2 separate regions of the Homo sapiens genome follow, and region 2 is linked to region 1. Evidence: chromatin contacts called from ENCODE Hi-C or POLR2A ChIA-PET data. All regions are on one chromosome and are shown on one strand. The core of a region is the stretch at or near the end of the contact, and the rest is flanking DNA. Distances in the headings are between cores, read along the strand shown. Region 1 holds the start of USP16 (ubiquitin specific peptidase 16). Region 2 overlaps MAP3K7CL (MAP3K7 C-terminal like).

Region 1 (4,132 bases), core at 891-3,390:
TCACAAACATTATCACATCGGATTTTCATAACAACACTTTAAATAGAGGCATTTCACTCAAGGAGAAAAGTCAGGAAAAAAAAATGGTGAAAGATCACACAAACGATGAGCTAAAAGGCAGATGTTGTCTGGGTGCGGTGGCTCACGCCTGTAATCCCAACACTTTGGGAGATCGAGGTGGGAGGACGGCTTGAGGCCAGAAGTTCAAGACTAGCCTGGGCAACAAAGCGACACTCTATCTCTACCAAAAAAAAAAAAAAAAAAAAAAAAGGTAAAATGCAGATGTTTGGGTTTCAAGACCACCACTTTTTACCTGCCAATCAAGTCTGTCTCTTTTTTTTTTTTTTTTTTTGAGACGGAGTCTTGCTCTGTCGCCCAGGCCGGAGTGCAGTGGCCCGATCTCGGCTCACTGCAACCTCTGCCGCCCGGGTTCAAGTGCTTCTCCTGCCTCAGCCTCCCGAATAGCTGGGATTACAGACGCCCACCACCACACCCGGCTAATTTTTGTATTTTTAGTAGAGACGGGGTTTCACCATCTTGGCCATGCTGGTCTGAACTCCTGACCTCGTGATCCACCTGCCTCGGCCTCCCAAAGTGCTGGGATTACAGGCGTGAGCCACAGCACCTGGCCAAGTCCTTCTCTTGTACTCCACTCCAAAACACTTTGTACCCTCCCCGCCTTGATGTCTTTGATTTCTAGCTGTAATATTCTATCTAAATCTTACCAATCTTGGAAGCTCTCCATTTCAAGGAAGCCTTAGACAATCATTCTACTCTAAATAAACCTCTCCACTGAACTTCCCCAGTATTTATGGTATGCTCTAGTCATCTTGTCCCCTTATCCCATATTCTAGTGAATTTCTTAAATCTTTAATCTGGGTTTATGTTATTTCTGTAAGCAGAATCTAAAGTTCTTAGAAAAATAAATGGTTTCAAGCACAGTTTTGGAACTGCCTATAATATCTAGCATAATGTTAGTACATAGCAGGTCCTGAAGAAATACTTCTTGCATTGAAATAGAAAAATAGAATAGTACCTGAGGCATAAAGGATGATTACAAGGTGCAAAGGTAGGTACATAAGAATGAAGCAAACAAGTTCTGGTGAAAAAGAAAAGGGTGAAAAATGAGAAGTCAGAAGTCTGCAGTAGTGAAGACAGCACTAGTAAATCTGGTTTGAGGATTGCAGCAGCTTAGACTCCATAGGAAAACTTGAAAGACGAATTGTTAATTACTGCAGGCAGAGGACAGAGGGGTCACTCCAGTGCTGCGGAAAGAGCCTCAGTAAAGTTCTGACAACTATAAAGGCAACTAATGAGTCATGAGGAGAGCATATTGTGACTTCCATCAGCTATAAAACATCAATAAACTTAATACACTTTTCAAGTAGTGTCATCGGATGAGCATTAACGTCTTAGTGAAATGACTCTTCGCAGGACTCCATACAAAATCTAAATCAAAGATAGTCTTGCCGGTTCTCATATTATTCCAAGTCTCTTCACTCTCTGCCCTCCCAGTCTTCCCCTGCCTACTCGGTTCCATTAAAAATGTAAGCGTGTGGAAAACTTTGTCAGCAGGTGTTAACGTGGCTTTCAAGTTTTGCGTATATCAATCCCCTCCTAGATATAGTCAATTGGATAAGTGACAGATCCTGCTTTTCCTACCAGCCGTATGAACACGGCTGCAAATCCAGCTCCAACCCATAGGGAAGTCCCTGCCACGCGCCACCCACCCATTTGCTCGGCGCCTGCCACACCTTCCCTCTCCTCCCCTTCTAACTGCTCCGATCCCACGGGGGAACCTCTGGGTCCACGGGGTCGAGAAGGCCGCCAGCAGCGGCATCTCATTGGCCAGCTTCTGGAACTGACAGAACATGCAGCCAATGAGATCGCAGTACCGGAAAGTAGCCGGGTTACGTGCTTAAGGAGAGCGGCCTTCAAGAAGAGAACGAAGTTGGGGCGGAAAACAGGAGCTCTCCCAGCGCAGAAAGCCAGGCGAGCGACGACTGCCAGGCAGTGGGACCAGAACTCACCCACGGCGACAGAGCCCATAACTGCATCCCCTCATGGGCCTTTGGGCTGGGCAGCCAGCTCCGTCTTCCTCCTGGTGACGAATTGAGAGCGACGGAGTCGAAGCCAGAGTGACCCCTGGAAAGCAATAACTTCCGGAACGCGGCATTATGGGAAGTGGCTAGGCCACCACCACCCCACCCCCACCTCCCGGGACCATCGGCTCTGACGCTAGTAAATCTGCGCCTGCGTGCGGCTTGCGCCGGATGTTCGGGTTTAGGGGTTTGGTTGTCAATGGGTTTTCTCGTCTCTGACATAACCACGAAGTTATATAAATGCTCCTGAAGTGTGGGCATCCGGTGGTGGTCTGAGCCTTGGAGTTTCCTAGATGGTTACCTTTCTGGAACACATTATATTTGGAGCTAAAAGGGGGAACGCTTAAATTTGTTTCCGTAATTCTGTCCTGTCGACTTCTAAAACTGAGTACCTAAGTTGTCTTGAATTTACCTTCCTGCACCATGTCAGAATAAAAAACGCAGCGAGTGATTTTTTGTTTGTTTGAGACGGAATATCCCTCTGTCGCCCAGGCTGGAGTGCATTCTTCTGCCTCAGCCTCCCGAGTAGCTGGGACTACAGGCGCACGGCACCACGCCCAGCTAAAATTTTTGTATTTTTAGTAGAGACGGGGTTTCACCAATTGGCCAGGCTGGTCTCCAACTCCTGACCTTGTGATGCGCCCGCCTCGGCCTCCCAACGTGCTGGGATTACAGGCGTGAGCCACCGCGCCCGGCCGCGAGAGTGAATTTTTAAAGCAAAACCGAAAGACGGTGTCAGATAAATTGCGGGGGAGGAGGGGATTTTCAAATATTTACTGTCCATTCTTTGAAAATTTGTAAGTGCGAGCCCTGGCGCGGTGGCTCACCCCTGTAATCCCAACACTGGGAGGCCGAGGCGGGTGGATCACGTGAGGTCAGGAGTTCGAGACCAGCCTGGCCAACGTGGTGAAATCCCGTCTCTACTAAAAATACAAAAAATTAGTCGGTCGTGGTGGCGGGCGCCTGTAATCCCAGCTATTCGGGAGGCTAAGGGGGAGAATCGCTTGAAGTCTGGAGGCAGAGGTTGCAATGAGCCAAGATCACTCCATTGCACTCCAGCCTGGGCAACAAGAGCAAAACTCCCTCTCAAAAAGAAAAAAAGAAAATATGTAAGTGCACACTTTGTGCCAAGCCTTTCCTCAAATGAATTAAACATAGGCCTCTCTGCCCTGGAGTCTTAGTTTAGTAGAGAAGATAGTAATCGCTACCGTGGGGGTCGGGGGAGTTGCAGATAGCTATAGAAAAATAGATATGTAAACAGGTAATTCACCATAAAAGAACAATTGGTCATAAAATAAATGTCCATCCTTACTAATCAGATAAAAGGAGTTTAAGATGGTGGCATACTAACCACCAGAGTAACATTTGGTTAAATTTGGGGGAAAACTAGCTCTCTTGCTTTTTACTGCTGAGATAATTTTTGTTTTATTTACTTATTTATTTATTTATTGAGACCGGGTTGCACTCTGTTACCCAGGCTGGAGTGCAGTGGCACGACCTCAGCTCACTGCAACCTCCACCTCCCGATTCTCCCACCTCACCCTCCCCAGTGGCTGGGATTATAGGCACGTGCCACCCCACCACACAGCTAACTTTTGTATTTTTTTGGTAGAGGCAGGGTTTCAGCATATTGGCCAGGCTGGTCTTGAACTCCTGGCCTCAAGTGATCCACCTGCCTCGGCCTCCCAAAATGCTGGATTACAGGCATAAGCCACCGGACCCGGCTTAGTTTCATCTTTCTCTGTATTCTGACAACATTATGACATTACAGTCCAAGAGATATTGGGCTGGTCCTTGTTTGGTCTCTGGTGATTTAGATGAGGCAGGACTGAGCCCCCACGAATGTATTATCTCAAAAAGTTAGTAGCAGCTACTGTGCAAAGTTCGAAGGCCCAAGTCAAATCCTGGGCATATCCACGGATGTGTGGTAGGGCATAGGCTCCAGCTCTCATGCAAAAAAGAACAGGAGTGGGATGAGATAATTTTTTAAAGCTTTCTTCTCCAAGCTCCAGAAATGCAGGCTTTTTGCC
Region 2 (4,132 bases), core at 468-2,967, 130 kb before region 1:
TGTTGTTTAATGGGTACAGACTTTCTATTTTGCAAGATGAAAAAGTTCTGGAGATCGGTTGCACAACAATGTGAATATACTTAACACTACCAAACTGTACACTTAGAAATGGTTAAGATGGTAAATTTTACCATATGCGTTTTTACCCATAATAAGAAAAAAATCAATGCAAAAAAAATTATTTCATTAAACCTTTCTGCTGTCTCTAGCCCATCTTCTAAGCAGTGCTACCAGGGTTACCTAGGAGAGGCTGACTCCATTTGTACTCAATCTTTTGCTCTTTCCCAAATTTCTCCCCAGAGAACTTCAAATTTCTCACCCCTTTATAATCTCGAGCCATTCACTGGTAACCCCAAACATTGTTGAGCAAATCAAAGTGCTCTCCGGTCAACGGAATCTACTGTTCTTAGAGGGCAGTTGACATCATTGGCCATTTACCCCAGCCAGGAAACTGATCAAAGAATTTGCTTAAATATATATGGTTCTTGTCCCAGCAGGAATTCTGGTGAATACAAGTATTAAGATATTCAGGTTTTATACCTAATACAAAAAGTGGCACTATAGAATAATGTGATGTGTTGTTCCATGTAGGATGGAATAACTCTCATTGCTTTGTGATATAATGTGTGTATGTATGTTGTATCATCAGGTCCTGACTGAGGGTAATCCTCTCTTACCTTACCTTTTGAGAGGTAATCCCTCAAAATAAGAGACAATATATGGCCAACAGTATTAATCAAACACAAGCTTCTGCCTGAGGAAATCGATTCTTAGAATTCAAGAATCAGGTTTCCAGTTTAAAAATGGAGTGTCAGTACGCTTAAGTAACATGACATGTAAAACACTGGCACTCATGAATTAACTGGCTGTACGTGGGTTTATGTAACACATGCTCAAATTAAAAACTGTAAAATAACTTAAAAGAATACCTGTGGGTAACTAGATGAGAAAACATCTATTAACTTCTTGGAATAAAAGAAACACTATTTCAGTTCTCATTGCTTGATTTTGACTATTCTTGTCAGAGAGATTTTCATAGTTATAAGCCCATGCTGGGAATGGATGTACGATAAATAAACTCTTAATGTTGATAGTTAATTATTTTTCACATCAGGAGGAAAAAAATTCCCTTGTTATTTTCTCCACAATGATGCTACATCCTCCAATTTTGGATACACTTATCCCACCTTCCTGCTTAAAGAATGAAATATTGCACTCCAAAGAAAAGGAATCCAAAGATAGTTGAGTTGATAAATTGAAGAATAAAGATACTGCTAATGTACTAGAGCACAAATTCTGTGCGGTCACAGCAGCAGCTTTTCAGATGCACTCCCTGCCATCGTATCTGGTTTACTATACAACGCAGCCAGTTCTTAGGAGGTGAAATTAACACCTTCTCCTAACAGCGCCTCAAGCCAACTTTGAAACACATGTTTCCAAGACACAGACTGGGGCTTGGGTGAGGTCACAGCCCAGGAGGAGATACTTCCTCCTCGCCCACTTTTCCTCCATCTCCGCCTCCTCCCGCTGCCGCCTGAGGATGGAGCTCGCAAGGGCTTAATATTTCATGGCAGTGCAGCGTGAAGGAGCTGCTGCTATCTCTGGTATCCGCCCCAATTATCAGGACCGATTTAACAAGATGAAGTAAGAGAGAAACCGCAGGGTCCGGTTCCAAGAATGCCGGCTTGAGCCACACGGTGCTATGGTGCTGTTCTGCTCTCTGCCTGAGCTTGCCGGTTCATAGCAAGCTCCTCCCGAAGTGGATTCCACTCCCTGGAACAGACCCCATGGGGAAGGACCCAGCCAAGCCACCCTCAGCTAGGAGCAAAGCCGGCTCGGGCGTTTCCGTTTTCTATTTGGCTTCTGCGAATACTACTGGCCCCATCCTCTTCAAAAATGTCAGAATTTAATTTTCCTATCCCAGCTTCCCACACAGGAGATATATTTAGGAAGCTAAACATTCTACACTCGCTGAGCACTCTTTGTATTTATTCCTTGATTCTCAGGGTTACCTACTTTTGGGAAAGATGGGGGTGTCTGATTTAAATTTACATTACATTGTAATGTCTTAAAATTAACAAGCATCGTTTGTTAAAACTGAGAGGAAAAACACAGTCCATGCTGATTTCGATATTTAAGAACTCTATTATCTTAGAACTTTAAATATTTTAAGAAATGACATTTATATAGTATCTACATTACAGTACAAGTTGAGCACTATCAATTATACTACAGAACTTATACATCATGTTACACTGGAGTAAAGTATATTTAAGTCATTTCTGTTGACATAAACAATATCAAAAGGAGAAAGAACACAAGAGTAGCAAACTTTTTGAACAAGCCATACCTAAATGACAACTGAGCTTCTCAAAACAAACAAAAAATTAAAGGCATTATTGAAAAGCTCCAAAGTATCTATATATGTTTTCTGTGTGGACACAGCAATCAAAGAAAAATTGCAGTATACAATACTTTTCAATGTGTGTATGAGAGAAAATGTCAGCTACGTCTGGTGCTTTCTATGAGAATATACCCTAACCACATTTCCAGATGGATGTTAAAGACCAGTGTAGCAGAATCCTGGAAGGCTAGACTTCTTCATTTTCTATCATTTTCATTTCCCAGATGTCAAGCAATATATTGATGCAAAATCTAAAAGAAGTTTTCGGAGAGGCTGCTTGGATAACAGGATATTATGGTACACAACTGAAGCTACGAAATTGTTTATTTGTGGAGGTGACATCAGTTTCTGGACTTATCAGACTCTGTTAGTTCAGTGTGTACCACAGAGACACCTGTCACTGTCATCTCAGATTAGATAGGAGGACTTTAAGGAGGGATTGAAGCTATTGCTCAATTTGGTTAAAAAAAAAAAAAAGTCATATTGTTCTCGAAGCACCTTGGCTTAATGAAAAGAAGAGGGCATCAGAACTTCTATCCCTAACTTAAAAATTCAAGCAGATGCTTTTATTTCATTTTACATGAATAAAAATAAATTACTTATTCTTAAGTATTTCATTCAATAAATAATTTCACCAGAGAATGAAATTTACATTAATTGAGCAATTATTTTGTCAAGGACTGTGCTAGATCTACTCATTACCGTATTTAATTCCCACAACAATGTGAGATTGATATCATTATCTCCACTTTGCAGTTGAGGAAAGTGAGCTTTCAAGAGAGTAAATAACATGCTGGAAATCACAAATTTAGCTGAGATCCAAATCCAGGCCAACCCAATGCTAATGCCCATGCCTTGGTCATTGTCATTCTTATTAGTTATCATGTCCTATACCTGACAATAAAACATATTTCTCATTCCAATGAAGTTAAGACCACGTTATAGCATAGTTTTGGATCATGTGTAAGTCAAATCATGGTTCCAAAAACATAACATGCTTAAGCAGTAAGACAGGCTTGGTCTTGACCCAAACCCTGGGACCATGAAAGGATGCCACCATCTTTTAGAACAGAGAGAGACAAGTCAAACAGAAAGAAGCTGAGACCTGAAGAAAAGTAATGGCTGGGTGTGGTGGTTCACATCTGTAATCTCAGCATTTTGGGAGCCTGAGGTGGGCAGATCCCTTGAGCACAGGAGTTTGAGACCAATCTGGGCAACATGGCAAAACCCCATCTCTACAAAAAATACAAAAATTAGCCAGGTGTGGTGGCATGCACCTGTGGTCCCAGCTACTCAAGAGGCTGGGGTGGGAGGATCACCTGAGCTTGGGGAGGTCGAGGCTGCAGTGAGCCATGATCATGCCACTGCACTCTGGCCTGGGTGACAGAGCAAGACTTTGTCTCAAAACATAAAAAAGAAAGAGAATAGTGATTTTTCATTCATTCTTAGAAATGGACATAGAATTGGGCGTCCTTTCTTCTGACTATATCATCTACACTAGCTCTACTCAAATACTGTCCCTGATGGGCATGGGAAATTTAGAAACCTAGTCCCAAGAAAGGAATCTGCACAAATAGAACTGACCTTCCACCTACTCCTGGACAGAGGCCCAAGGCCCACAAATGAACATTATAAAGAGATATTCATTTTAACACCTACCTTCTCCTGCGGTCTCTTGCTCAATATTTTGCATTAATAGAGACATCAAGAGAAATGTTTTTCACTGCT

What was found. Hi-C counts contacts between places; a loop is a spot of excess contacts on that map. ChIA-PET counts read pairs that join two places held with the same protein, here RNA polymerase II (POLR2A). Pooled maps may share reads with other maps.
Region 2: a loop to region 1 is called in a pooled map, with 2.1 times the contacts of the local background. The contact joins the enhancer-like site here to the promoter of USP16 in region 1. A Hi-C loop is called at or near these places in 5 of 50 pooled maps. POLR2A ChIA-PET finds 5 or more read pairs at or near these places in 3 of 52 experiments (AG04450, MCF 10A and activated B cell).

Annotation. Positions count from the first base shown.
Region 1 is chr21:29,022,676-29,026,807 of GRCh38, reverse strand. USP16 (ubiquitin specific peptidase 16) reads right to left here and starts at 2,140. Exons shown (of 18, transcript NM_006447.3): 1 at 2,031-2,140. RefSeq lists an enhancer at 1,875-2,264.
Region 2 is chr21:29,153,141-29,157,272 of GRCh38, reverse strand. All of the region lies in intron 3 of MAP3K7CL (MAP3K7 C-terminal like), which reads right to left. Among named protein-coding and RNA genes, the nearest start is that of MAP3K7CL, 25 kb to the right of the region's middle. Within about 2 kb of position 1,717, at least 15 of the 41 ENCODE cell types and tissues checked have a DNase peak (open chromatin) inside an H3K27ac peak, as active enhancers do.